Linked DNA regions of Homo sapiens: region 1 is linked to region 2. Evidence: chromatin loops called from intact Hi-C (ENCODE). Cell type or tissue: PC-3. All regions are shown on one strand. Links, peaks and the distances in the headings refer to the core of each region. The heading gives the core; the rest is flanking DNA. Region 1 has its middle 12 kb from the start of ANOS1. Region 2 overlaps TBL1X (transducin beta like 1 X-linked).

Region 1 (15,137 bases), core at 4,131-9,130, 970 kb before region 2:
GTTCTCAGGCTTTGCTAGCTCAGTTCCGCTAAAGCTCTTCTTTAACCGCTTTCCTTCTCCTCCAGACTTAATTTCTCTTCTGCACAGCACAGGATACAATTAATAACTGAATGGATAAATGTCAGATTTTCATCTTTCGCAATATGGTTTCAGGCAGGAATGAGGTGTACCTTTATGGTACTGTACCCATCTGTTCCCGATGGCCAATTTAATGATTTTACAAATAACAATGATTGCTTTTGGCATAGGGTCTTTGAATATACACTCTAGTTTACACAAAAGACCACCGCATCCATTTACAGTCTTCTGCTTTCTTTTATCACCTTGCAAGGCTAGATACCCTATTTGGGGATAACTTTAGCATATAACACATTTTTCACCTTCAACGAGATTATAAAAATTTAGTTGCAGTCCATACAGTTTAAAGCGATCACTTTTATTAGTCATCTTGATGTTTCCTAAGATTTTACAAAGTTTCAGAATTGTGTTTCCTATTACTTTTGTGCACTAAAGACTATTTTAATGACATTTAAACTTCCTTTGCAAAATATACGAAAAATTGTCAAATACTATGATTTCTAACTACCACCACTTCTCAATAATTTGTCTCTTTGCCCTTTCATATTGTCATGTCATCATCAATCAGTGTTAAATTTGTTTGCTGCCTGTTTACACTTGTGCTGAGAGTCTGGACTAAGAAATTGCTAAGGTATTTTTCCTGGCTGCAATCGTTACTAAAGTTAAAATAATTAGTAAAAAATAGGCCGGGTGCGGTGGCTCATGCCTGTAATCCCAGCACTTCGGGAGGCCGAGGCGGGCGGATCACGAGGTCAGGAGATCGAGACGATCCTGGGCAACGTGGTGAAACCCCGTCTCTACTAAAAAAAAAAGAAAAATTAGCCAGCCTCGGGAGGCTGAGGCAGGGGAATCACTTGAACCTGGGAGGCGAAGACTGCAGTGAGCCGAGATCGCGCCACTGCACTCCAGCCTGGTGACAGATCGAGACTCCGTCTCAAAATAAAATAAAATAAAAATAAATAAATAAAGTATGTCAGAGGACGTATTTTCATGTGTCAAGAGCAATTGTCTGGCGATGGGAATGGTGATGTGCAATGGTGATGTTCGGCTGTGGGTGCACTTTCCCTCCCGGAGCCCCACCATGAATCGGTCTCTCTAGCACATGTGATGGCCTCTGTTGATTCTGGTGTCTTACACAGCAGAACAGATGCTGCACCCAGCAAGGAGGGTGGGTTTTTGAAACCCAGTGGTTTCACAGGCTGCTTGACGCCCGTAAAATGAACGCTTGCCCCAGTGACAAGGCAGTTAGCTAATTTTACCCTACTTCTAACATTACCAACACTATTATAAGCAACCATAAATACTTAGGGCTCTCATGTCAAATTCTCCGTACAAGCCGTAGATATTGAAAAACATACAAATAGTTAGAAATACTTAAAGTCAAATGTGGGAGGCTATTAAAAATATAAACAATAACTATTGTATTTCAAAAATGTATGACAAAAATGTTACTGGCTTGCCCCTAAAATATTTGGAGAAGCATAAACAAATTAATAGAAGCATGAATTTAGTGAAGTCTTAAATGATATAACTTTAATTAAAAATGACATTTCTCACTTTCGAGTGGCCTATTTTTCATGTGAAGAGCATAATGTTCTTTTCAGTAAAATTTGTACTTAAAATTTTGTAAAATGAGACTTTTTTGAAGCAGTTTTTTTAAACAAAGCTCAAATAAATGATCATGTTTATTCTGAATTTCATGTTTAAACATGAAAATAAATCTACAAGTGCTCTTCAGAATTACTGAAACTCTATTCTGTTGAAAGTATTAAGTGGGTTTTTGTTCTCTGATGTTTTCAAGCCTTTTGAAATTGACATTGAGCCACATAAATACCAAGCGATTTGGAGAGAAGCCGCTGGAAATTACAAAAGCAGCTTTTTAACAGGAGACAGCGCCACACGCTGGCCATTTAAATAAAACGGGAAGGAAAGCACAGAACCGTCTCTGTGAGATAACCTAATTTTAGGACAAAGCTGTCCACTCTACAGCATATATCTGACTGGGGTAATCATGCCACATTTTCACTTAGCACTAACTTAATTACTTCCAGTGTGGATTTCAATATTGCAAGGCGTTCCTGCATCTCTACAGTCACACTGACCTAAATTAGGGAGATTAGTATAGCAGTTTCAAACAATTTTTTCCTAACTTTTAAACACTTTCCAAATATTCCCTACAAAATTAACTGACAAAGGTGGACTGTGAATTACATCTATGGAAGCATCTGTTTGGAACCACTTTTTTTGCAGCTCCTACATGGCTTGCTTTTTAAGATTTTGTAAAATGTGAGAACATATGAATAAAATTTGACGCCAGGGAAAAGAAGGGCAAAAAAAGTTGACAGGCTTTATCTGCTGCCTTAGAGAACATGAAGAAGACCCAGAAACTACCTTTCAACACTCGCCAGCCGCTCTGCACAAGATGAGACAACAGCCAAGAGATGAACATAAACATGTTTGGAAACCTGGGGGAAGCCCTGCATTGCTCCAAGACCAAGCGGGCAGGGCCTCTGAATGTAACTAAGGCATGAACTAACTGTTTCCTCTTCTGTATCCACTGGAGCTAATAAAAAGCATCCCCTAGGACCACAAATAAAACAAAACAAAGAGACATATTTTATTTCCAGGATTTTCTGTAGTGGCTAGCATGAACCAACTGGAGAATATTCCGCTCTGAGATTGAATTTTGGGTGTTTCAGAGTCAGAGAGCAAAGCTGACTCCCTTCTGGTCTCTTCTCCTCATTGTTTCTGGGACTCTGAATGCCCAGCCCTCCTCAGGCACTATGTAGCACATCAAAGGTCGACTTTGAGTTCCATGGAGTGCCAAGGCCAGGAGTTCACTTCGCCTTTTGTTTTCTTAGCAATCTGTGTTTCACTGGGACACAGATGGACAACAGTTGAATATCAAACATGGTAAATGGAGCCTGGGCAACATAACAAGACCTTGTCTCTGCCAAATAAATAAATAAATAAATAAAATAAAATAATCAGGGCAAGTGGCACACACCCCTAGTCCCAGAGAGGCTGAAGTAAGATCGCCTGAGCCTGGGAGGTTGAGGCTGCAGTGAGCTGTGATTGCACCACTGCACTCCATGCTGGGTAACAAAGTGAGACCCTGTTTTCTAAAATAATAAGAAAACAGAAAAGAAAAAAAGATGGTGAATGGGATTCACTTGATGTTTAAATGGCGATTCCTAATGGGAATGTTTCTTCCTGGTCTTTCTGGACATTGCCTGAGATAGCTAAGGTAGTTAGCAACATGGTAACAACTTCTGTGCTCAAAAAGAAACTGAAGGGGAGGTGTCCATATGTATTCAACACTTTTCTTTTTCCTCTCCTGCAAATAATTAGTAGCTACCATTCTGAATTGATGAGAGTTCAGGTGGTATTTATCCCTGAGGAATTTATTTCCAGCATCTCAATGTTCATAATGCTTTTCATATATGGAGGAGGACGGTGCTAGGAAAAGCATTCAGTTGAGAGCATTCATACAGGCAGAAATGCTCCTGAATTACTGATACAGAGGAAGCCAGTGAAGACCAGTGGCGTGATTGGAGAAATGGTCAGCTCATTTATATTAGTAGGATGTCGCCCAGTGAATTACTGCTTCCTGGCATTATGCACAAAGAAAGAAATGAAAAGAGATCTAAACCCTTTTCTGTTTTCAGAAGATTAGGTGCACATGTTCATTGTTTATTTAAAATCAAAAGACTTTTTATCATTGTCTGCAAAAACTTTAAAGTTATGACTATCATAACTGCCTACTCAGACATTAAGGGATTATAAGACATCATAGATAGATAGATAGATAGATAGATAGATAGATAGATAGATAGATAGATAATTTAGATAGATACAATTTTGTATGTATATATACACAAAATTTCCATAAGTACAAGGACTATTTGTAGACTCTATTTTTCTTTGTCAGTTTGTACATTTTAATTCTAATTATATAATTTAAATTTTACAAGCCTTATTATTTTTGTTTTATACACTCAATATTCATTATGATTTAATATTTATTTATCCTTTACATTGCTTCTTCTTTCTTATATTTCCATGTTTCCATCTGGGATCATTCCTTCTGCTGGAAGAAGTTAAATATATGCAACTGTATATATATATTAGTATGGTTCTATTGGAAACAGATTTTCTCAGATTTCCTTTTTTTTTTTTTTTTTTTTGAGATGGAGTTTCGCTCTTTTTGCCCAGGCTGGAGTGCAATGGTGCGATCTCGGCTCACCGCAACCTCCGCCTCCTGGGTTCAAGTGATTCTTCTGCCTCAGCCTCCCAAGTAGCTGGGATTACAGGCATGCGCCACCACGTCCGGCTAATTTTGTGTTTTTTAGTAGAGAAAGGGTTTCTCCATGTTGGCCAGGCTGGTCTTGAACTCCCGACTTCAGGTGATTTGCCCGCCTCGGCCTCCCAAAGTGCTGGGATTACAGGCGTGAGCCACCATGCCCGGCCTCAGATTTCTTTTTGAGGGGATGCATTGCCATGTCTTTGTTTCATTTTTATTTTTGGAGAATACTCTTTCTACAACAGAATTCTAGATTAGCAGTTATATCCTGTCCTCATTATCGTTGTTCATTTTTTCAAAGTAGAACACGGGTCTTTTCTGTCATTTTGGACCAGAAGATTTCCCACTCAGTGGTCTTCAAGCCACTCAGCAGACAAGGGAATTACTTCTTGCTGAGGATACAAAAATCTCCCCATCTGCTTTGCTCTTACCTTGTTGAGCTTATGGAACTGACTTATTCCCAAGACCCCTTCCTTTGAAACTCCTGTTCCTAAACAGCACATATCCCTAGATTTCCCATGTCTCTTCCTCAGTTTTTTTCCCTGGAGCCTCTTTTTACATCCTTCTGGATTCGTCACTGTTCTTGAAATAATCTGTTCCATGTGATAGAATCGAAGGGCAAGTTGGACAAGGAGGCTTTGCATGGGAAAGAAGTCCATGTGGCAGGAATTGAGGACACTGTTGCTCTACCTTACAGAGCCCAGTCAGTACTGGGGCTCTGTCTTCTCTCTATGCTGTGAAAACCAGAATCTCGTTTGCCAGTCCTGACTTGGTGTCCACTTGGGTGAGGGGCTCTGGCCCAGGTGTGGGTCATTTATTTTTGACCGGGGCCCACCACAGACCCTGAGTTTCCTTCCCAGAGATGAAGACTCTGCTTTGGGTCAAGCAGCTATGCAAAGAGGCGGTGTCTACGAGTGGCTCCTTGGGGGCCTTTCCCTAGTTGCTCTGCAGAGCTGTAAGATTTGCATGTGTCTCTCTCAACCACCTCTGCCCTGAGCTTTCACTACGCTACGTAAGACCAACTCCCTGTTGGGCGTTTCCAAGGGCGAGACACACGCACAATCCTGCCTCAGGAACCCAGCCCCCATTGCCCAGTGCAGGAAGCGTGCCTGGCCTATTGCAAAAGTACCCAAGACGGTCAATTAAATAAAAGCTGCTGAAAGCATAGAGCCTGCAAAAGACTGCCTGGGTATGAACCCCAGTCGACCCTGTGGAAGCTTTTAGAAGTGTGGACTTGGGGATATTATATATGTTCTCTGTAGCTCAGTGTTCTCAAATGGAAAATGGGAAAAACATACCAACTTTGTGGTGTCATAAGTATTCACTGAGTTAATATCGGTGAACACCACCGGAAGTGTTAGCTCTTATCACGTCTTTCTAAAATTAGGATATGCTATTATTGTTGCCCTCTTTAAAAATCATGGCTGGATCCCCCCTGCTGATGTGACAGTTGTTTATCATGCAGTAAGAGTTGCTTTATAATGTCTTCCCTCCTCAAAGTTCATCTTTCCCCAGACCCATCAGTGTCAGCCACGCTACGGAAGAACTAAACAGCTGGCGCCTTCACGCTGTCACTCCATGCCCATGCCAGTGGTGGATGTTGCTCTCTCCCCTGAAATGGTCGTCTCTCCTCTTGGCCTGCCAACCCTGGTGCACTGAGAAATGTATTATTGTCCCCACCTTAGGTAACTGTATTGTCCTATGGGCAGCCTTTTCTAACATTCTCAGATGACACCTCCTGAGTATTTTCTTCATGCTGTTCATTTTTATTATGTTCGCCACGCCTTATCAAGTCTTTGTTTACATGTCCATGTCCATCTCCACTTCTTATGGCTGATGGCTATTTCTGATAGGCGCTCAACAAATTATTTGCCTGGAACTGGAAATACTCGACACTCCTCAATTTGCGGCCTCTTTTTTTCTTACAACTTCTTAATTGTTGTATTCAATATGTAATTTTTACTCTAGGTGTTCAGAAGTATGATATAAGAATTTACGAATAGCATAAACGTTATCTGAAATTATGGAGGCCTAAACCCAAAATTCATCAGACCACATTCTCTCTGCTTCCCAGAATGTATTAGTAGTTTGGCTGATTTAATGCTGGCTGTCCTGGTTACACTTGCCAGCAGGGGGCACCAAAGGGCTACCCTGGGAGAAAGCCCCAGAACTTGCTTCCAAAGTCAGAGTTGACACTGGAGCCTGAAGTTCCCTCATAGACAAGACACCTTCGAAGACAAAGCTTAAGATGGCAATAATGAATTATCCTCCAGCAAAGCCTGAAGAGGACCAGCGAAGCAAGGAAGGAAATCCTCAAACCATTACCTGAGAGACAAATCAGGTGTCAGATCAAAGATGAATTTAGTATTAGAGAGATACTTCTTAAGTAAAGCACAAAATGCATTAACTAAAAAAAGATAGAGAGGCCGGGCGCAGTGGCTCACATCTGTAATCTCAGCACTTTGGGAGGCCGAGGCGGGAGGATTGCCTGAGGTCAGGAGTTCGAGACCAGTCTGGCGAACATGGTGAAACCCCGTCTCTACTAAAAATACAAAAAAAAAAAAAAAAAAAAAAAAAAAAAAAAAATTAGCCGGGCATGGTGGCGTGTGCCTGTAATCCCAGCTATCCAGGAAGCTGAGGCAGGGGAATTGCTTGAACCAGGGAGGTGGAGGTTGTAGTGAGCCGAGATCATGCCACTGCACTCCAGCCTGGTGACAGAGCAAGACTCCATCAAAAAAACAAAACAAAACAAAACAAACAAACAAACAAAAAACAGAGAGAGAGAAAATTTCAATCCACTTGGTCATGTTAAAATTAAGGCATATTGTTTACCAAAGACATCTTAAAGAAAGAAAAGAGACTAATTACAATGTGGTAGAAAATGCCTTCACAATACACACCAGACAAAGTGTTGGAATAAAGAATATGGAATTAATTCCTACACATGAAAAGAAAAGAGCACAAACAGAACAAAAAAAAAAAAGAGAAAATCTTATAAACAGGCATGGACAGAGGAAGAAACGTGTTTCTAAAAGACATGTTTAGCATCATTGGTGATTGGAAAAAATATAAAATAAGCCCACACTCTCTGTTATTTTTTACTTTGGCAACAATTTAATAAAAGTCTGACCATGCTAATTCAGCTGCAATTTAGAAGTCTGACCATGCTAACTTCTTTGAAAGTGTATGGCTCTACAGCATCTTTTATTTTTAAGATATTAGAGATGGGGTATTACTATTGCCCGTGCTGGTCTCAAACTCCTGGATTCAAGCGATCTTCCTGTCTCAGCCTTCTGAGTAGCTGGGACTACAGGCATGAACCGCTGCACCTGGCTTCAAAGCATCTTTGATACTTTGCTGGTGCGAGTATCGATTAATGCAATGACTCTGGAAAAGAGTCGGACATCACCACCAAAAAACCAACCACCCGCATAGATGACGATCCCTCATTTTCACTCCTGGTGCAACCCAACTGAAGCTACCGCATATATATTATCAAAGTCTTGACCAAGCAACTTTACAGCAGCACAGCTCACGTTATCAAAATCCTGAAACCAATAAAGTGTCCATCGATAGGACAACAGCTGCATAAACTCTTGCACATTCACATACTGAAATATTGTACAGCTGTTAAAATTAACTACAGAAATGCATATGTTAAACAAAAACCTTAACAGTATGTGAAAAAAATGCCAACAGACTACACATGGTAAGATATACTATCTCTTTATAAAGTTAAAGGTAACTAGAATAAAAAAAATACTTATTAGTAGCAAATATATGCAATAGGGCAGGCGCCATGGCTCATGCCTGTAATCCCAGCACTTTGGGAGGCCAAGGTGGGTGGATCACTTGAGGTCAGGAGTTCGAGACCAGCCTGGCCAACATGGCAAAACCCTGTCTACAAAAATAGAAAAATTAGCCGGGCATGGTGGCATGCACTGTAGTACCAACTACTCAGGAGGCTGAGGCAGGAGAATAGCTTAAACCCAGGAGGCAAAGGTTGCAGTGAGCAGAGATCGTGCCACTGCACCCCAGGCTGGGTGACAGAGGGAGACTCTGTCTCAAAAAAAAAAAAAAAACACAAGTATATGCAATAAATTTATATAAAAGGGGAAGAAGCGATCATCGTAGACATAGATTATAAGATAATAGTGGGTAAAACAGGAGGATTTGTTGATTGTATAAGGCCTAGCTTTTGTTAGTGGCAGTGGGATTTTCTGGTGTCCATTACGCTATTAACAATACCTAATTAAATAGTTAGCTAAATAAGTAAAATGGGCTATACCTGGAACAATGTTGCAAATGTCACGGACCAGGAGTTACAATTTATCTAACTCAGTGTACCTGAAAATTAAAAATATAATGAAGTCAAAATAACAGTGCCAGACACTGCATGGTCACTTAAGCAGCAACACAGGGTCCTAAGCTTCTGTTGCAATATTAAATGCATCATTTGTTAAAAGAATGGGTCAGAAAGCAATGGTTTGTTTGTTTGTTTGTTTTGTATTCTTTCTGGATGGAAAGTCAGAGAAGAATAAGGCTTAGTAATTGAGTGTTTTTCTTAGGAATAATAAGGAACCAAAAGATAGTGTTCAGATGACTGAAAAGTGTTAGCCTTGGGGATAAAATAGCCCTAGACTTTTGTAGAGCTGTCTCAAGTACCTAGTGAAACAATATGTCACTGTCAGAAAAAATGAGAAGGTAAAGAGTCCAAGACAGGGAACTGACACATGAGGAGAAGATGAGAACTCCGTGGTTTAAACAACCCATGCTTGCAATGACACTGGTCTTCTTTTTTTATTATTATTTTTATTTTTCCATAAGTTATTGGGGTACAGGTTGTATTTGGTTACATGAGTAAGTTCTTCAGTGGTGATTAGTGGGATTTTGGTGCACCCATCACCTGAGCAGTGTACACTGCACCATATTTGTAGTTTTTTTGTCTCTCGTCCCCCTCCCGCTCTTCTCCCCAAGTCTCCAATCTTTGGCATGGGTGCGATGAACAGGGAACACTTCTACACTGCTGGTGGGAATGTAAACTAATACAGTCGCTATGGAAAACAGTGTGGAGATTCCTTAAAAAACTAAAAGTAGAACTACCATTTGATCCAGCAATCCTGCTACTGGATATCTACCCAGAGGAAAAGAAGTCATTATTCGAAAAAGATGTTTGCACACACATGTTTATAGCAGCACCATTCACAATTGCAAAATTGTGGAACCAACCCAAATCAATCAACAAGTAGATAAAGAAACTGTGATATATATATGATGGAATACTATGCAGCCATAAAAAGCAATGAATTAACAGCATTTGCAGTGCCCTGGATGAGATTGGAGACTATTATTCTAAGTGAAGTAACTCAGGAATGGAAAACCAAACATTGTGTGTTCTCACTGATATGTGGGAGCTAAGCTATGAGGACGCAAAGGCATAAGAATGAGGCTGGCCTTCTGTGGAGCTCACTGTGCCTGTCTGCAGGGAGGGAATGCCTTTCTTTATAGTTTTTCACTCTCCTGGGAGACACGGATTTCAGGATCAGCATTATATGCATAATGTTCAAAATAAAATGGGCCAAATGAGATCACATAGGAGTAAGTGTGGGTATAAAACAGCTATAAGGAGATTTCAGAGGATTTTAAAAGGCACCACAAGCTAGAAAAATAGTTACTACAATAATATGTCTTTCCTTATATCTACAGGTTGGTGAGCTCTGGAATGTGCAGACGGGTAATTTGGGCAAATTTTAAGTAATGCAATATTGGGAAGTAATATGTGGGAAATCTCTCTGTGTCAGTCATTTGAGGTTTTCTGCTACTTTTATTGAATTGTATTCTTTTATCTCTGTTAAGACTCATTTACTTTCCAATTACTTGGGTGAGTTTCAGGAGAGACTCCTGTTAAATGTGCTTTTTAAATGCTATTGGGAGACTATTCAGTAATATGATAAGTCAACTTCTGTTTATTTCTAACTTCGTAACTAATTCCGGGAAAGTTCTGAGCACATGGTGGGGAGAGACGGAGAGAGACGGAGAGAGACAGAGAGAGAGAGAAAGAGAGAAAGAGACGGGGGTGGAGAGAGAGAGAGAGATAATACTTGCACCACTGTAATTAAAGTGAAGGGAAGTGAATAAGAATCCAAGTAAAAAAGCAGACTGTTTAAGTTCAAACCACAGCTAATTATTCTTCTTTTTTTTTTATTATACTTTAAGTTTTAGGGTACATGTGCACATTGTGCAGGTTAGTTACATATGTATACATGTGCCATGCTGGTGAGCTGCACCCACTAACTCGTCATCTAGCATTAGGTATATCTCCCAATGCTATCCCTCCCCCCTCCCCCCACCGCTAATTATTCTAAAAGCGATTTTAAAATTCTCAATCCACAGGCATTTTTATGTGCTGAGTTTTATTGTTGTTGTTGTTGTTGTTCTTTGTTTGTTTGTTTTTTGAGATGCAGTCTCGCTCTGTCATCCAGGCTGGAGCGCAGTGGCGTGATCTCAGCTCACTGCAGCCTCCGCCTCCTGGGTTCAAGCGATTCTCCTGCCTCAGCCTCCTGAGCAGCTGAGATTACAGGCAGGTGCTACCACATCTGGCTGATTTTTGTATTTTTTGGTAGAGATGGGATTTTTCCATGTTGGCTAGGCTGGTCTTGAACTCCCAGCCTCAAGTGATTCGCCTGCCTCAGCCTCCTAAAGTGCTGAGATTACAAGCACCTTGCTCGGCAAGTGCTGGTTTCTAATTACAGATAAATTATAATGGCTTTGATTTAGACTTGCAATCTCACACACTAACAGCATGAAATACTACATAAGGTGAACTATTATTATTATTATTATTATTAGCTTGCCTCTCTGATGAGTCACTGAAATATTCACTATAAAGAAATGGACTTAGAACTTGAAGGTTGCCACAAAGTTGTCAAAACAAAGAAGGAAATACTTTTATTATATTCCAAAACTTTCTTTTCTGTTTTTTAATGTGGATTTTTCTTTAAGTGAAAGAAAATCTTCTTTTATAAAATATAAACAAGTACATAGGAACTTATGGAGTAATGACAGCTGTTAAATTCTGGTTTAAGTTGGAGAATTGTGTCATTTTATTTGTGGATACTTTTAGTGTGGATAAGATAAATCAACTGTGGGTGGTTTTGAGTTCCTGCATTATTTTATTTATTTATTTATTTTGAGACGAAGTCTTGCTCTGTTGCCCAGGCTGGAGTGCAGTGGTGCGATCTCGGCTCACTGCAAGCTCCGTCTCCCGGGTTCACGCCATTCTCCTGCCTCAGCCTCCCGAGTAGCTGGGACTATAGGTGCCCGCCACACTAATTAGCCCGCCGGGCTAATTTTTTGTATTTTTAGTAGAGACGGGGTTTCACTGTGTTAGCCAGGATGGTCTCGATCTCCTGACCTCGTGATCTGCCCACCTCGGCCTCCCAAAGTGCTAGGATTTCAGGCGCGAGCCACCGCGCCCGGCCTACATTATATCATTTAAATGGGTGCTGCTCAATGCTAAAAACTATTAGGAATTTTAAAATGCAGAGGCCTAGGCCCTACTGCGAGACATCCACATTTAATTGGTCTGGGGTGGCTTTGGTGTCAGTATTGTTTAAAGCACCTTGGTGATTTGAATGCCTCCAGGTTAGAGAATCAACAAGAAGAATACTTTTCCCTAAATTCAAATAGTAGATTTCAGAAAAGTCCTGGTAATTGGATTAAAATAATGGGAAACTCATGGTTTCTCAACATCAACCCCATTGACGTTTTAGACAGGATCCCTCTTCGTCTTGGAGACTGTCTTCTGTGTGGGATTTTTAGCAACAACCCTGGCCTTTCACCACTAGATGGTAGTAGAACCTCTTACCACTTACAACACCAACTGTGTCTCCGACATTGCCAAAGGGACCCCGGTGGGGCAAAATCGCCCCGCTCCCCAATTGAGAAGCACTGACATAACCAATCCCATGTTTTTCAAATCATCCATTAGTTCTAGGAAAACCAACCAAATAAATAAACACATCCTTCAACTAAAACAGCATTATATAACAACACACACACAGAGACACACACACAGACACGAACACGTAACACACACGTATGCACACAGATACACACACACAACACAGGACACAATATTTTAAAAAAGATGTTAAACAACCCACAGCACAGAATGTTTCATTCAAAACATTTTGGGTGATGTTTCGAAGGAAAAATTAACCAATGTGGATGTTTTCCATTTCTTCTACTGTTCCACTACTCCATGCCCCACCCAAACCCTGCCTTCTTGCAGTTCCTATTCAAATAGTCTCAATGGAACTTCTTATAGAGATGAAAACCTTTCTATCTTCCTTTCTCTAACTAGAGAAAGGCTGGAAATAGCACCTGCAAGAGCTCCCTCCCAATAAACTGCAATTTACTGACAGTTTATCGTCTATCAGGTATCAAAGGTGTCCACAGGAAGAACAATGAGAAGCATTTATTTTGCTTCATTTGTTTGCTCTTATTCTCCTTTTTCTCTTGATGGTGGAAGAAAAGTAAGCTTAAATAGCTTTGTTTCTAATTTGATCTCCCCTCTCCCAGTAATTTTGTGTTTCACCTCTCTGGCAGCAAGTTCAACATTATTTATTCACTCAGTAACTCTCTGAGCCTCCTTCTATGTTTCAAGTCCTGGTCTAGACAGGGTGATATAATAGCAGGCTACATAAAGTCTCCACCCTCTTGAAGGTTACTTATTAACAGCCAGAGTTATCTCCATCACTCCACACTTTATTTCTGACTATGCAGTTTGCATTTTCTATTGCATGAGCTCTTGTTTTTAACAAACTTATGAATGTTTGTGACTAAAAATGTTAAGATTGCTTTTCAATGTTGAACTTGCAGTCCTCTTCTTGCTCTGCTGGGATCATATGTAACCAGCATGCCATTTTGAGTGATTTGACAAACATTCCTGGCACTGTGTTGAATAAGTTCTAAAATAATGAATGTTGAACAAGGAGAGGGCACCTCCAGTAGCCCCCAAATGGGACCTCAGGTCCGAGGTCATCATTGGTCCCATCAGCAGTGGGTAATCTGAGGGATGCAGCTTTATTCCAGGTTGCCTCATCAGAATAGAGCCCTTGAATGGGGCTATCTGCAGTGGCATGTCACATGGCTCAGTCAGCTGCTGTGATGTATGAATTTTCCAACTAAGAAGCCCCTGCGAGTCCATAAAATAAAACAAGTTTCATCAACAGAGTCTTGTGCAGAGCTGTGAAAACAGCCTTGAGTTCTCCCCACTCCAGGTTTTGCGTGGACATTGCTGAAGCTGAACATCCATGGCAACACAGTGGATACCATTGGGTTTCATCTTAGGCAAACCATCGGTGAACTAGGCCCTGGCACTTAGGGGAAACTTGGGGAACCAAAGGCCCCATTCAACCAGTGGGAGTGGAGCAAATAAAGTTTCCCAAAAAGAAATTACTGCCAAAATGCAAAGCGGAGATGCCCTGGTGCCAGGTAAGCAGCCTTCTTGATAATTCTATTTCCACTGGACAACTGAGGCTTATTGGGCCCTTTCCTGTCTCGTTAGTCATTGAGTCACCATTGATGCACCCCAAAACAGTAATAGCAGGCTGGAGAACAAGGAGACCTCCACAGCTCAGGTGTTCAGCTTTGACAAGAGCCCTGTAGCAAGCTAAGTGCTGCCTTGCAAAGGGCTGTACTTGACAGGTACATTAGGGGAGGCATGAATCCACGACCCCAGGAGGCCCCTGGGTGGAGGCTGCCTTCTTCTGCCAGAGGCTCCACTTGGCAAATCGTCAGTCATAGAGATTATAGCTCAAAAGGGACGTTAGTGTTGTGGGTCCCTCAAAACACTAACAATTTTGCACCTATGGTTCTCCATGATTGGAAGTCCCTGCCCCTGCCCCAAACAATCACAGGACAAGAAACAGACTACAATGCATCAATTTATAATACTTATTCACAAGTAAAAGCAACATAAACAGTATGCTGAATTGCCTCCGAAAGGCCCCACCCACACAAGGGCATTCAACATGCCATAGGGAACCTTATTCGCCCAAATGAGCTGAACTTGGATGTTCACTCACCACATGGAACCCCGTGGGATGGTGACTTGGAAGCCTGTATTCAACAAAGCCGTAATAATTTGAATCACTTCTCCGCACAAAGTTCCCAGCACAATTGCAGAGATCCACATGGTACTCAATTCAGCCTGGCGGCAGAGAGACCTTAGCCCTAGCCTTCCCCTCTAAAGCAGCTGAGGTTGGCTGGAGGTTGAGGGAGGGAGGGAAATGTGGGGGGAGAGAGTGCATCTGCTCAGCACTTTTATTTCTGCTTTCAAGTGATCTGCAGAGGCTTGCTTGTGTGATTAAACACGTAGTATTTTTTGTTTTGTTTTGTTTTTGTTTTCCTCGTCAATTCAATCAGCTACCCCTGGAAGTTAAGAAATGTGTATTAGAAATCAGCCTGACGTTTCTTACAAATTGTAGTCTGAGGCCTTCACGACAGCTCTGGGAGATGCTTGGGTCAGCTACAATAGCCTCCCATAGTTTGAAACAGATTTCTTTGATTTTCAGAGAGGTGACAATTCCTCCTGCTGTCAATGGCATCTGCTGGGCATATAGAATTCCCACTTGTAGCAACAACAGCTCACAAAACTCATTTGAAGAGACTATGGCCAGGCCCAGCACATGCATGTGCAGGTAGAGATGACCTTCCTGCTTGCTCTCTGGCCAAGAGTGACTATAAGACA
Region 2 (15,137 bases), core at 5,688-10,687:
AAAAGCCAGTCTCAGAAGGTTGCATGCTCTGTGCTTTCATTGATGTAACGTTCTCATAATGCTAAAATGCTAGAAACCTGGGACCCGTCAGTGCTGTGGGAGTTGAGGGAGCATGTGAGGAGGTTGTGTGCCGATACAGTAGCTGAGGGAGATCTTAGTGGCGACGGAACACTTCTGGGTCTCAGTTGCAGCGATACACATCTACCCATGTGATAAAATGACAGCACTCTACAGGCAAATTGCACCAGTGTCAGCTTGCCAGCGTCGATACAACGCTACGGCTACGCGAAATGTAACCCTCAGGAGAACCTGGGTGAAGGAGACACAGGACCTCTCTGTGTTACCTTTGCAGCTTCCTGTAAATCTCTAAGTATTTCAAAAGGAAACTGACTGGCTGGGCCCAGAAGAATGAGGGCTATTGAACCAAACTGGCCTATGCATGGGAGGGAGGGCACAGAGGCCCCCAGTGTAGCTCAGCCCTCTTACCGGCCATTCACCCACATGGTTCCAAGCATTGTGGCTGCAGGAGCTGACTCAGAGTGGGGCTAACCACCTGAGCACGGGGGAGCCTCTCTTTAGATCAGGAATGTCCAGTCTTTTGGTTTCCCTGGGCCACATTGAAAGAAGAATTGTCTTGGGCCACACATAAAATACGCTAACACTAACAATAGCTTGATGAGCTAAAAAAAAAAAAAAAAAAAAAAAAAAAGAAGAAGAAAAAGAAAACAACTCTTAATGTTTTGAGAGAGTTTACAGATTTGTGTTGGGCCACATTCAAAGCCATCCTGGACCGCGGGTTGAACCAGCTTGCTTTAGATGGAGGAGTCATCAGATGCTGGTCGCCATCTCTTGGACCGCTCACCAGATTGTCACATTTCCAGGTATATTAATCACATGCCGAAATGCAGAGGCTGGACCAGAAGTTTGCTGTTTAGCTCAGGCGATGTTGTAAACGAGAACGAAGAAAATGCGTCAAGAACTGTGGGGCTGTCATGAAACACGCTGCTGGGGATGGAACAGAAGAGATGATCTCAGATGTGGAAAAGACCATTGCTGACACCCGCGTCCTCCCACCCACACCTTCCGCCTGCAGGGGGAGCTGGATGGGGAAGCGAATGGGGTCCCTGTGCTTATGGAGGATAAACACATGGAGGCTTGCACCTCTTATTTGAAGACCGAGGAAGAATAGGGGCAATTGATGGTTAGTATTCAGAGAAAGCTGGATTCTTCTCAGTTCAGCGCTGACTGCCTTTAAGAAACACACATGGCTGGGTGCGTTGGCTCATTCCTGTAATCCCAGCACTTTGGGAGGCCAAGGTGGGAGAATCACTTGAGCCCAGGAGTTTGAGACCAGCCAGGGCAACACACCAAAACCCCATCTCTGCCAAAAACATCTTTGAAAAAATGAGCCAGGCTTGGTGGCGTGCACCTGTCATCCCAGCTACTAGGGAGGCTGAGGTGGGAGAATCACCTGAGCCCAGGAGATTGAGGGTACAGTGAGCCAAGATTGTGCCACTGCACTCCAGCTTGGGTGACAGAGTGAGATCCTGTCTCAAAAAAAAAAAAAAAAAAACTGGGCATGGTGGCACACATGTATAGTCCCAGCTACTCGAGAGACTGAGGCAGGAGGATTGCTTGAGCCCAGGAGTTCGAGGCTGCAGCGAGCTATGATTGTGCCACTGCACTCCAGCCTGGGCAACAGCAAGACTTCATCTCCAAGAAAAAAAAAAAAAAAAAACTCACATAAGATGAGTTTCTATATTGGTCGATTGGTAAGGACATGGTGGCCAGAGCCTGGCAGAAGCTAACCCTCTCTTTCCCCTAGAAGCAATGCTTCATTATTGGCTAATTCAGTGTTTACAGCTACCTTGGAGAACATAACTTGGCAAATAACAGAATGGACCATAGTATCTAGGAAAACCAATGAGAGTTCTTGGCTGGGCACACTTGTAGAGTTGCCCTAACCCTGCTGCCTCCTCTCCTGGGGGCATCATGGAGCCCACTCAGTAGCTAAAAGTAATTTCCATGGGCTTGCATGGGAAGCGCAGGGTTACGAGAGGTGGTCAGATGCGGACGACTAGCTCTCGAAGTCCCAAGCTCTCTGCCCCGTAAGGCATTACCCCCTTAAATTAGCATGAACCCTGGGAAGGGAGGCACTGTCCCTCCATTTCACATGTAATGGAGCACAGTACTTTTCACACCCCTAAATCATTCCTTTTGATAGTCAGGGTTCCGGACACGGGGCTGGTTGTGGAGGTCCTCTCCACACAAGAAGCCTCATGATGATCCTTAATAAGAGGGTGGGGTTGCTCAGAACCTTCAGGGGAAGGGAAGAGATCACCAGAGAAGGGAAGGGAAGAGATCACCAGAGAAGGGAAGGGAAGAGATCACCAGAGAAGGGAAGGGAAGAGATCACCAGAGAAGGGAAGGGAAGAGATCACCAGAGAAGCCGCCTCTTCCCCTGTGCCCTTCTGTCTCGGCATCGCATGGCCTTTTCTGCTGCTCATCAGTTCTCTGGCATGAGGTGGGAAGAAGCCCAGGGAACATGATCTGCTGGTGTGGCCCCCGCAGTGGAAAGAGACCGGAGACCTGAGCACAGCGCCCTTCCTGGCCCCTAGGAAGGCGGGTGACCCCTGCAGTCCGTGGACGCCTGAGAGGAGGTGGAACAGATGCTCGCTCCCAGCCGCAGACCCACTCTCTGCTAGAGGACAGGAGTGAGCAGTTGAAGCCATGCTTCCCCAGAAGCAGAAGAGGATGAGAGTGCACGGGGGCCCCCACCGTGGGAACTTCCACACCTCCAGCGCACTCCCTGTCCCGGGCACTGCTGATCTCCTGAGATGCCTCGGCTCTCTCCCCCTTGTCTGGGGCTGCTTGCAACATCCACATCTGTAGCTGAGACTCCAGGAAGCCGTCAACCTGCAGCTGCACATCAGTAAAGAGGCAGAACGAGGAATGAGGTCCATTTGCTAGGACTTCAGTGCCCTTGCTGTCACCTGTGCTTCCAGTGCCTCTCAGGGCATGGTCCAGCCCTGTGGAGGCAGACGCTCTGAGGACAGAACCAGGGCCTGGCTTTTAGCGAGTGCCTTGGCCATTTTGGTACATTGGGAAGTTGTTGGATTCCCAGCTGCCATCCTAGAAAATAAATCAGAAGGTAGAGAATGAGACCCATAGCTGTAACTAAACTACAAGGGGAGGTCAGCTCCCCGTTGTTCTGTCTTTGTGACCCTGAACCACCTGGACCTGAGAAAGGCCCAAAGTCAGGGAGGGTGTCGGTCACAGGCCCTGAAGTGTGCGTTCCGTTTCATCCCAAAGGGGTTTTTATTGACCCTAATTATCCCCTAGTCAAGGGGATGCCTTAATGTGTTACAGGAGAGTTTTTTTCATATTGAGGTATCTTGAACATAGGACATGAAATCTTTCCTCTCCTTTTTTCTCCTCTTTGTCCAAAATTAAATCAAATGAGCTCACTGCAGAGATGCCGCTGGAAGCAGCAAGGTACAGAGCAGGCAGGGCGGCCCTCTCACCTGCCCTTCTTAACTGTGCCATGGGAGCGGGAGATTCTGCAGGCTGTGGGGTGCAAGAAGTGTCACGGAGCCTCTCTCCCAGGACATCTTGTCATCCCTGCCAACGTGGCAGGAGAGGGTCTTTAAGGTCTTAGAAAGAGACTGTGTTCACGCTTGAGACGTTTTTATCATGTTACTAAATGGGGCTTCTTGGCTGGGTGCAATGGCTCACGCCTATAACCCTAACACTTTGGGAGGCCGAGGCGGGTAGATAGTTTGAAGTCAGGAGTTCAAGGCCATCCTGGGCAATATAGCAAGAACTCGTCTCTGCAAAAAAAAAAAAAAATTTAAATTAGCTAGGCGTGATGGCATGCGCTATTCAGAAGGCTGAGGTGGGTGGATCCCTTGAGCCCAGGAATTCTAGGCTGCGTTGAGCCATGATCGCACCACTACACTCCAGCCTGGGTGACAGAGCAGGCCCTGTCTCTAGAATAAATAAATAAGTAAACTAAAGAGGCTTCTTGATTGTGCTGTTCATTGTTGTAAATCCATGGAGCTGTGCAACAGTGAGTAACTCCAGATGTCCTCCCTCCCTACTGCAGCCCCTGCCCTTGATGTGGACTGGCAGAACAACACGACCTTTGCCTCCTGTAGCACAGACATGTGTATCCATGTGTGCAGGCTCGGCTGTGACCGCCCAGTCAAAACCTTCCAGGGACACACAGTAAGTGAGAGCTCTTGTCACTGGTCTCGAGTTTGTGAGAATGTGATGTGGGAGCCGATTCTTGTGTGCCTAGAATTAAAAGCTACTGCAGCAGCAGACCAGCTCTAATGTGCCCCTTGGCTATTTGAGCTGTCATGGTTACCCCATGGTAACCATGGTGGTTGGATTGACTCAGTTTGGGGTTGGCAGTGAGAACAGTTCACTCAGAAATGACCTAGATGGTGGATTTGGCAACAAAGCCTTTAAGGTAGCCATGAGAAACATGTAGAGGACATCAAGGAAAGGATGCTCACAATAAATGAATAGACGGGGCACATCTGCAGTGAATAGAAAAAAAAATCATTAAAAAACAAATGGAGACTAAGTGTGGTGGCTTATGCCTATAATCCCAGCACTTTGGGAGTCTGAGGCCAGAGGATTGCTTGAGGCCAGGAGTTTGAGGCCAGCCTGAGCAACATAGCAAGACTCTGTCTCTACAAAAAATTTTAAAAAGTAGCTGCGTATGGTGATGCACACCTGTAGTCACATCCCAGGAGCTGAAGGCTGCAGTGAGTTACAGTAGCACCACTGCACTCCAGCCTAGGCAACAGAGCAAGACCTTGTCTCTTTAAAAAAAAAAAAAAAAAAAAGAAAAGAAATTGAGAACTGAGAAATATAATGTCTGAAATGAAAGTCTTAATAGGTGGGTGTATTAGGCAGTTCTCAATTCTCTCATTGCTCTAAAGAAATACCTGAGACTGGGTAATTGATAAGACAGGAGGTTTAACTGGCTCACAGTTCCTTAGGCTATACAGGAAGCATGGCAGCATCTGCTTCTGGGGAGGCTTCAGGAGGCTTCCAACCATGGCAGGAGGTGAAGCAGGAGCAGGCACCTCACATGGCCAGAGCAGGGGCAAGAGGTGGGAGGAGTGGGGGGGGTGTCACATACTTTTAAAGGACAAAAACTCACGAAGACAGCAAGCCACGAGGGATCTGCCCCCATGATCCGGACACCTCCCACGAGGCCCCACCTCTGCATCAGGGATGACAGTTCCACCTGAGATTTGGGTGGGGACACCGATCCTAAACCACATCCGTGGATTTACCAGCAGATGGGAGATTGCGGAAGTAAGGTTAGAGAGCATAGAAATTGGCCAATTTGAAGAACAGATAAAAGATCGAAAAAATGCATAAAGGCTTAATGGCTTATGGAACAATATCAGAGACCCTAAACCTATATGCGTGATGGGGAGAGAAGAAAGAATGGAACAGAAAAATCATTTGAGGCAGTAACAGCCAAGTTTTCCTAAATTTGGTGGAAAACATCAACATTTAATCCAAGAAGCTCAGCAAATTTCAAGCAGAACAAATATAAACAGAACCACACAAACAGAACAGACCATATCCACCTAGGCATATGGCCATCAAACACCAGAATCAATGACAGAGAAAATCCTAAAGGCAAGCAGAGGCTGACAAATCCATTATATACCAGGGAACAACAATGGGAACAACAGCTGACTTAGCAAATTCCTTAGTTTGGCCTCTGAGGCGCTTCCCGGTCTTTCACCAAATCTCCCTCAGATTAGCCAATTTCTATGGTCTCTAACCTTCTGCAATCTCCAGTCTGCTGGTAAACCCATTTACTAGCCTCGACCTCCTGGGCTAGTGTCCAAAAATTCCCTGTGCCTCTGTCCTCCTAAAGACACGTGCAGCCAAGCACCTTGCCCCGCGCTGAGCCCTGCCTGGAATGCTCCCTGCCTTAGACCCCCACAGCAGCTCTCGGTCCAAAACAGAATCCTCCCCAGTCTCCAGGCCCATTCACGTATCCTCTGCACGCCCTGGGGAGGATTCACGGCACCCCCTGAGCTCCTACTGCCCACATGAATGCCACAGCCCTGGCAGTAGCTGCTGGCCTGCGTGTCTGCCTCTCCCAGAAAACGCAGAGTGCATCAATGCTGGGACCATGGCATCTTGCCTTTCTCTCACCAGCACCCAGGATATCTCTGTGGTGGGGCAGGGTGGGGGTCCCTTGTTAAAGCAGGAGAGGATGGTCACAGTCCCTGGAGATTTGCCATTGTGCCACTAACTTAACTGATGTAAATTCCCTTGTCCTGATTCCCCTAATGCCCACCTCTCCCCACCCCTGGCCCAGGGGTCCCTGTCCCAAAGGAAGGCGCTTTTAGAGCACAGGCACCTATCGTCCTGTTAACATCTGTTTGGCTCCAAACTGACTCTCTTCTCCCGGTCTAAACTTATTTCTCCTCTAACCCTGGACTATCCACAAGTTTTTAATAGAGCTGTACACACTATCTGCAGTTCCCAGGTGTCCTGCCCAGGACCTTGCCACCAGCACAGGCCTTGGCCCTTTAAGTGGGTCTTAATGTGGCTGATGGCCCTGAACAAAGCTCCAGCTCAGTGGGGTTGAGTGGAGACCCATGAGCCGGCTCTGGAGGCGGCCCAGGAACCGGGGCTTGCATTGCAGAGCTAGGGATCCGCTCCCAGGAAGTTATTTGTTCCTTTGCATGGGCTTGGCTAGGGACAGCCAGTGGTGACCAGCTCTACATTCCTGGGCCCATGAGTTTTCCTCTGAACAGCTGCAGTCAGAGCCACCCTTGCTGGCCTTGCATACACATTCACACTCATAGACACCCATGCGTGTGCACACTCACAACCCTCAGCCCCCTCTCCAGTCGGCCCCCTCCACCCTCCCGGGCTCTCGCAGCAGCCTGCCCCTGGGCCGCGAAACTTCTTCCTCCTCCCTTTCCTGGGCCACGTGTGCCTCATGGAACACAGATGTGGCCTTGTCACTGTCCAGTTCACACCCTTCAAAACTCCATGTTCTTAGAAAGCAACCTGACCATACAGTTAATCCAAACCGGAGCCCTTAGGAGTATGAAATTTAGAAAATTCATTATGAGTGTGTCATTAGTTAATTGTTAGGCCGGGACAGCAGGTGTCACATGGTGGGACTGGACTGGACATATGGGGCCCTATAGTCACCCCTGAGGGAGCCCCAAGCTGGTACGCCATGTCCCCTCATTTCTCCTGGGTAGGCTGTTCCCCAGCTGAACCTTTGCCACAGGTGGTTCTTTTACACATGCCTGTCCCGGTAGTGTCCCCGTCTCCCTTGGCCCCTGGGTACATTCATTCACCTTTATCCTCCAGGGTTTAGCCTCGTGGTCCCCAGGTGTCCTGAGCCTGTGCTTTTCGCTACCTGGCTGTGCCGATCACGAGCCCCCAGCCAGGATTTTGCCTGTGTCATGTGTGTTTGTGCCACTCAGCATTTGCCTCTCACTTGTGTTGCACATGTGTGCCTGCCTGTGTGTGCATTTGGGTCGCCCATCTTCCACCTGGATCAGCCCTTACCCCGCTTGAACTCCGTAATAGGTGAGGGTTCACTTCTCATGTTTACCCCTCCCTCCGCCTCCACTCACCTGCAGGAGAGAAATACCTTCTAATGGGTGTGGACACTGGAGGAACTGTTACATTAAAAGTGCATAAGAGGCCTGGCATGGTGGCTCACGCCTGTAATCCCAGCACTTTGGGAGGTCGAGGTGGGAGGATCACTTGAGCCCAAGAGTTCAAGACCAGCTTGGGCAAAAATCCCAAAAAAAAAAAAAAAAAAAAAGGGCATGGTGGTGCCTGCCTGTAGTCCCAGCTACTTGGGAGGGTGAGGCAAGAGGATTGCTTGAGTTTAAGAGGTACATGCTGCAAGGACCTGTGATCCTGCCACTGCACTCCAGCCCGGGAGACAGAGTGAGACCCTGTCTGAAAAAGAAAAGTGCATAGGAAAGTGATTTTCAAAGGCCAATTTAAAAAGTAACTGGTTTTACTGGTTTTATTTGCTGCGTTTTATGGTATGTGATTTCTTCACTTGCCTTCCTTCCTAGCAGGGAAGGTTTTTTTCTTAATGAAGTATGGATGAGAGTGGCTGGTGTTGTGTGGTATAGGGCTGTGGTTTTATATAAATGAAAAAGGCAAAGTGAGAAAAAGAGGAAACTAGATGGCTGGTTGGGCTGTGCCCTTTGATGTCAGGCTGAAGCCGAAGACCTTCTGCAGCGCCGGTGGCGCGCTGCTGCCCCCTGCTGGAAGGTGACCTCATCTACTCACAGGCCCTGATGTCTTTTTCACACTCTTCTGCTCTCTTTCAGAACGAGGTCAACGCCATCAAATGGGATCCGTCTGGAATGTTGCTGGCATCCTGCTCGGATGACATGACATTGAAGGTAGAGTCGGCATGGCAAGGGGTGGGCTGTTTAATCCTAGACAACCCCGGGCACTTGATGCCAGTCTCACGGTCACTCTTACATGAGGATTATTTATTACTGACCACCCTCCCTTCCTCTGTCATCCGGTGAGCTACGATTTCTCAGTCATAGTCCCACTGAGAATCGCAGCCTCCCTGCAGCCTTTCTCACCACTGTGCACCCTCCACCCTGCCCTGGGCCCCGTGTGCACCCCCGGGAGGAATGATTCCACATCGTTCCCGGATGCAGGAATGGCTTTTGCTCATGTTGTGTCTGGTGTGTTCTGTAGATCTGGAGCATGAAACAGGAGGTGTGCATCCATGATCTTCAGGCTCACAATAAAGAGATCTACACCATCAAGTGGAGCCCCACTGGGCCCGCCACCAGCAACCCAAACTCCAACATCATGTTGGCAAGGTAAGGGCAGGCAACACAGCTGGCACAGCTCGGTGTTACACAAAGACAACAGGAAATTCTGCTAAAGCGCGTCCATGCACGTGTGTTGAAGCCCTTCAGAGGAAGCAAAGCGGTAGCTCACTTTGAAGGGGCCAGGATAGAATTACCGAGTAACACCTGCCTTTGAGGTAAGGATGGTTTTGAGTCAGGCACAGTGGCTTACGCCTATAATCTCAGCACCCTGGGAGGCCAAGGCAGGACGATGGCTTGAGCCCAAGAGTTCAACATCAGCCTGGGCAACATGGTGAAACCCCATCTCTACAAAAACTTAGCCAGGCGTGGTGACGTGTGCCTGTAGTCCCAGCTACTCAGGAGGCTGAGGCAGGAGGATGGCTTGAGCCCAGGAGATTGAGGCTGCAGTGCGCGGTGATCACACCACTGCACTCCAGCCTGGGTGACAGAGCAAGACCATGTCTCAAAAAAAAAAAAAAAAAAAACAGAAGAAGAAAAAAAACCACCCAACATGACTGCAGAGCCACAGTTGAGGGACAGCAAGCCAGGCAGCACCAACTCCTGTTGACGGTGCTCGAATTAAGGTCATCTCTTAGAGAGGACAGGATGGAATTCCTGCATCCACTGAGAGACGGAACCAAAAAAACAAAGAACACATAGGCCGTAATTCTCATATTTCAAGTAATTGTCATAAAATCCACTTAAAGTACTGTGATATAGTGTGATATAGTACTACACACTCGAGTTGTTTTGTGATGACTCAGAAGGTGCTTTTGCGTCGCGTGGTACTATTAGGAGCATAAATTATCCTTTTAGTCAGCAAGTATAAAAGGGGCATCCCGGTACCTAATGGGTCCCTGTTGAAAGAAAGCAAGCCAGACAATAGCTTTGTGATAGATATTACTGTTCTAAGTTTGAAAATAACTAAAATTTGCAGCTTTCAATAATGTGATTACGTATGTGGATGTGATTGTATTTTAATTCTTGTTTGATTAAAATTTATTTTCTATTTAGAGACAGGGTCTCCCTATGTTACCCAGGCTGGTCTTGAACTCCTGGCTTCAAGTGATCCTCCCACCTTGGCCTCCCAAAGTACTAGGATTACAGGCATGATCTACTGTACCTGGCCTAAAAAGTTTTTTAAATGTTTATTCACTTAATTTGCTATTTTTCCAAATATGGCTGTCTGTATTAATTTAGTTGGTAATAATAGATGTCATGTTTTAAATTGTAGGGGCATTTTAGGAAACTTGATAAATATTCTACAAAAATATTTACCATTTACGTCTATAGGAAACATAGAAACAGGGCTGGGCGCAGTGGCTTACACCTGTAATCCCAACAGTTTGGTAGGGTGAGGCAGGAGGATCTCTTGAGCCCAGAGGTTCAAGACCAGCCTGGGCAACACAGTGAAACCCCGTCTCTACAAAAAATAAAAAAATAAAAATTAGCCGGGTGTGGACCTATGGTTGCAGCTTCTCTGCTGAGGCTGAGGCGGGAGGATCACTTGAGCCCAGGAGTTCGAGGCTGCAGTGAGTCATGATCACGCCACTGCACTCCAGCCTGGGCAACACAGTAAGACCCCATCTCAAAAAAAAAAAAAAAGGTGCAGAAACAAATGTAGATATCAAATTGTTTCCCTAATAAGACCATTAAAGCTTTTTTTCTGTTTAATGACTATGGCTTTGTTTTTAATACTTGTAAGTAGTTACAGTTTAGAAGACAAAAAGCTTTTTAGTTATTATCTTTTGAAACGTAAAAGCTGGGAAAAACAACTCCTGGAGATCTGATACACATTATGGAGAACTGTTTGAAACCACCGTGTGTATGTGATTTTGCTTTCTCTCCCACCTTGCTAGTGCTTCGTTTGATTCTACGGTGCGACTGTGGGACATAGAACGAGGCGTCTGCACCCACACGCTCACGAAGCATCAGGAGCCTGTCTATAGCGTAGCTTTCAGCCCTGATGGGAAGTACTTGGCCAGTGGATCCTTCGACAAGTGCGTCCATATCTGGAATACTCAGGTAAGCTCCCGACCCCTACACCAAATCCTTTTAGTAAGGGATGCCCAAATAGCCACGACTCCAGTGCCCTTGGCTCAGAGCAGTGCCCCGGAGGGAGTTGAGCAAGCTCAGGCTCCCCGGGCAGACCCAGTGGATGCTGTCCACGTGCACCCCACGTGGGCTGTCAGCTCTTCCCCCACCAGACACCTCCGGCAGCTCCCCTCCCTGAGGAAGGGCGTCGTGTCCACCGTAATCATGGCTCTTGGCCATTTGATTCCAAACCCTCACCTTGGCACACGTTCTTCCTTGAAGGAGCCGCTGTCTTCTGTTCACTTTTCTGAGTCCATGGCACGAAACCTTCCACCTGCCTCTTCCTCTTCTTAGCAGTTATCACCGAAGTGCTGCTCTCTAGATACTGAGGTTAGAAGGTGGGAGTGGGGGACCAGCTAACGGGGTCAAGGCCACACCAGCTCCTGCAGCTCCCTTACGGAGCAGACCAGGGAGTGGGAAGGAATGTGCTCTTGCTGTTGTCATGCCACTTCAATTTTTCTTTTCTGTTTTGTTTTGTTGTTGTTGTTTTTTGTTTTTGTTTTTGTTTTTGAGACGGAGTCTCACTCTGTCACCCAGGCTGGAGTGCAGTGGCGCGATCTTGGCTCACTGCAACCTCTGCCTCCCAGATTCAAGCAAGTCTCCTGCCTCAGCCTCCTGAATAGCTGGAATTACAGGCACCCGCCATCATGCCCAGCTTATTTTTGTATTTTTAGTAGAGACAGGGTTTCACATGTTGGCCAGGATGGTCTTGAACTCCTGACCTCAGGTGATCCGCCCACTTTTGCCTCCCAAAGTGCTGGGATTACAGGTGTGAGCCACCGTGCCTAGCCTCAATTTTTCAAATCAAAGTAGGTTCTGTTTGAGGACATAAGGTATGTCAATATTGGGTTGTCCTTTTAGCAGGGATTGAAAGGACATAGGATTTAAATAAAGGTGGCTGCTGTGGGTATCTTGGGCCACACCTGAGGATAGAAGAATTCCAGCTGTAAAGTGTAGAAATGGATGGGAAGTAGCACTGCATAGCATAAAGGATTGTATAGGGCCATCAGCACGTGATTCTAGTCTAAGGGAAGAGAGAGGTGATAATATGCTAGGAGCTGTTGAAAATAAGGAAGGGGTCCCTTTCGCCTCAGGAGGGGAGGAATCACACAGCCTTCCCCCTGCCCCCTTTCATCTGCACTGCCTTCTTGGTTCCTTTTGGCTTGGTTGACATTCAGGTGGATTTATACCCTCAAGTTCATTCCCCCTGTGGACTCAATGGTGATGAGCCCTGTTCACTGGCAAGGGGTCCACTGAGATCACAGGCTTCCCAGGGACCTCATGTGAACCACATCCTCTCAGGGAAGGAAGGGAAATGGTGGACCCTGCGTAGAGCCAACCCGACGCCAAGCCCAGCCCCACAGCCCTAGATAGCTCTCCGGGAAGCACGCATCTCAGCACTAGTGTCCAAGAGTCTCCGTTCCTGAAATCCTCGCTAGAAATAGTAATGGGTGGATTTGTAAAAAGAACACATCAATTATCAAAACAATGACATGATCAGTTAGGTACAGCCTGTTGTCAGGAACTCACTGAACTGTTTCAACCCTTTTTTATAAATCAAAGAAATCCTTAGGACTTTTCTTTTTTTTTTTTTTTTTTGGATCGGAGTTTCACTCTCGTCACCCAGGCTGGAGTACAGTGATGCCATCTCGGCCCACTGCGACCTCTGCCTCCCGGGTTTGAGCGATTCTCCTGCCTCAGCCTCCCGAGTAGCTGGGATTACAGGTGCGCACCACCACAGCCGGCTAACTTTTGTATTTTTAGTACAAACGGGGTCTCACCATGTTGGCCAGGCTGGTGTTGAACTCCTGACCCCAGGCAATCTACCCACCTCGGCCTCCCAAAGTGCTGGGATTACAGGCATGAGCCACCGCGCCCGGCCAAGAAATCCTTAGGAATTTTCTTAAGAGAAATCTTAAAGCCCACTTTAATCTTTCTCCAAGTATAAAAATACTTATCTGTAATACTGCCGACACACACCTTTCTCAGTTCATGGAACACCACCCTTTAAGGGGCCCAATTGAGCAGAGGATTTGGGACAGCCCTCCTGGTCTCGGTGTTCAGATTTCTCCTGCCTGTCACCATAGTGAATCATGAGTGAAGGCTTATTCGACTCTTTCTCTCTTTTTTATTTTTTAAAATTAATTTTTGTAGAGACGAAGTCTCACTGTGTTGCCCAGGCTAGTCTTGAACTCTTGGGCTCAATCCGTCCTCCCGCCTCGGCCTCCCAAAGTGCTGGGATTACAGGGTGAGCCACCTCGCCTGGCCTTATTCAACTCTTTCAAAGGCCTCAACTTCCCCTACCTCTTAGATTTGTCAAGTTAATGCTGTTTTAAACCGGAAACCAATGGTCTGTGGTGTTTTCCATTACATGTATATTATGCATTTCTTCTTTCAAATGTCCAAAAATACGTACATTTTAATGTCATGGCATATTATTACATTTAATCATGAATTACAGTCAATTTAATTGCTACTGGGGTGGGTGTATTCATTATGTTGTATTCATTCAGGTCCTCCAAAGAACAGACACCAGAACAGGATTAGATGGGCGAGAGATTTATTGGGGGAAAGAGCTGTGATGGAAACAGGGAGGAAGGTAGGGGGAAGGGAGAATTCAGACCATAAGGCCAGTCTGACCCTGGGAAGGAGACGGGAAGGGTAGGAAGAGTCAGGGATGGCCCTTACAGGTCTGTAGAAAGTTTTGGTCGTGCTGATGGAGAGTCCATGAGCCACTTACCCACCAGATGAGTCTGAGTCTCAGCAGGTGACTGCCATGGTCTCCCGCCTCCATCAGTCCTCAGCTGGGTGCAGCCTCAGAATCCACGCAAATGTGGCAGATTCCGCAGGCATAAGTAATCAGGTTCACTCCTCGTGGTGGGAAGTCCTAGAGGCACATCTCCATGGCCCCCAGAGTCCTTACTGAAAACCCTTAAATTTCACCATGCTTGAAAATGTTCATGACGAAACGTCAGGGCCGGAGGAGCGCACATTCCACACCTGCATCTGTCGCAGGCGCCCCTTGCGTTGTAAGTGACAGCTGCTTTGCTTTGCAGAGTGGAAATCTTGTCCACAGCTACCGAGGCACTGGCGGCATCTTCGAGGTGTGCTGGAACGCCCGAGGAGACAAAGTGGGTGCCAGCGCGTCCGACGGCTCTGTAAGCAACACCTCTGGTTTGCTGGGGAGTGGGGTGTTGGGGGCAGCTGATGCCTAAGTGAGCTTCCAGGGCGTGTGCAGCATTCGTGTCCTGAAGGGCCTAGCCCAGTGCCAAAGGAAGCTTCTGGGCTGGATCCCATCGGAGTTGGTACCACATCTGGGAATGGCCTTCTCCTTGTCCCTTCCAGAGTGTCCTTCTAGTCAACATTTTCTCAGTCAAATTGGTGGTTCTCAACCAGGGTGATTCTGCACCTCTAAGGACATTAGACAATATCTGGAGCCATTTTAGGTTGTCACTACAGTCATGTGTCGCTTAATGACGGGAACGTTTTGGGAAATGTGTCATTAGGCACTTTTATCTTTGTCTGAACATCATAGAGTGACTGACACAAACCTAGATGATAATACCTGTCCCACACCGAGGCTGTGTGGTACAGCCTATTGCTCCCAGGCTACAAACCTGGACAGCGGGTGACCATACTGATTCCTGTAGGCAACCAGAACACAATGGTAAGCATTTGTGCGTCCGGATCTATCTAAACATAGAAAAGGTTCAGCAGATATATGGTTATAATCTTACAGGACCACTGCGGTCTGTGCGGTGCGTTGTTGCTGGAAACGTCATTATGTGACGCGTGACTGTGCTTAGATGAGGATGCTGCTAAACCTCCTACTGTGCACAGGGTGGCCACAATTGTCACCCATGCTGTGGCTGAGAAGCCCGGGCCTCTGGTGGCCATCCTGCAGGTCTCCTGGGCCCTCTTCTCTTCCCATGGGGCATCTGGATTTCTTATTTTCCCCTGGACTTGAGGTTGCCCTGACCTCTGGGGCAAGCGGCCGTTCTGGCTGAACGGCCAAGGGTCAGAGTAGTCCCCAAATGTTGTCAGAGGCTGTGTACTTGGGCTCGTATTGTCATCTGCCCCACGATTGCAGGTGTCCCTTCTGGGACCTCTGCCACTCTGTTAATTCCTATCATTACCCTTAACCTGGCCTTTCTGCTCTGTGCTGTTTGCTTCAGTTTG

The links. Peaks named below come from ENCODE experiments on the same cell type or tissue, not always from the same donor. Only the 100,000 strongest peaks of a DNase experiment are listed, where the experiment ranks them.
Region 1: a loop joins it to region 2, with 7 times the contacts of the local background. A loop is called at or near these places in 30 of 110 quality-filtered maps.

What each region holds. Positions count from the first base shown.
Region 1 is chrX:8,736,814-8,751,950 of GRCh38, forward strand. No RefSeq gene overlaps it. Among named protein-coding and RNA genes, the nearest start is that of ANOS1, 12 kb to the left of the region's middle. In PC-3, for the core only: a CTCF peak has its summit at 6,503 (motif pointing right); a DNase peak (open chromatin) is centred at 6,528.
Region 2 is chrX:9,700,888-9,716,024 of GRCh38, forward strand. It overlaps TBL1X (transducin beta like 1 X-linked), which reads left to right. Exons shown (of 18, transcript NM_005647.4): 13 at 4,106-4,227; 14 at 8,361-8,435; 15 at 8,746-8,873; 16 at 10,724-10,889; 17 at 14,015-14,116. Among named protein-coding and RNA genes, the nearest start is that of GPR143, 57 kb to the right of the region's middle. RefSeq lists enhancers at 6,872-7,529, 7,530-8,186. In PC-3, for the core only: a CTCF peak has its summit at 8,301 (motif pointing left); a DNase peak (open chromatin) is centred at 8,274; H3K27ac peaks cover 406 bases.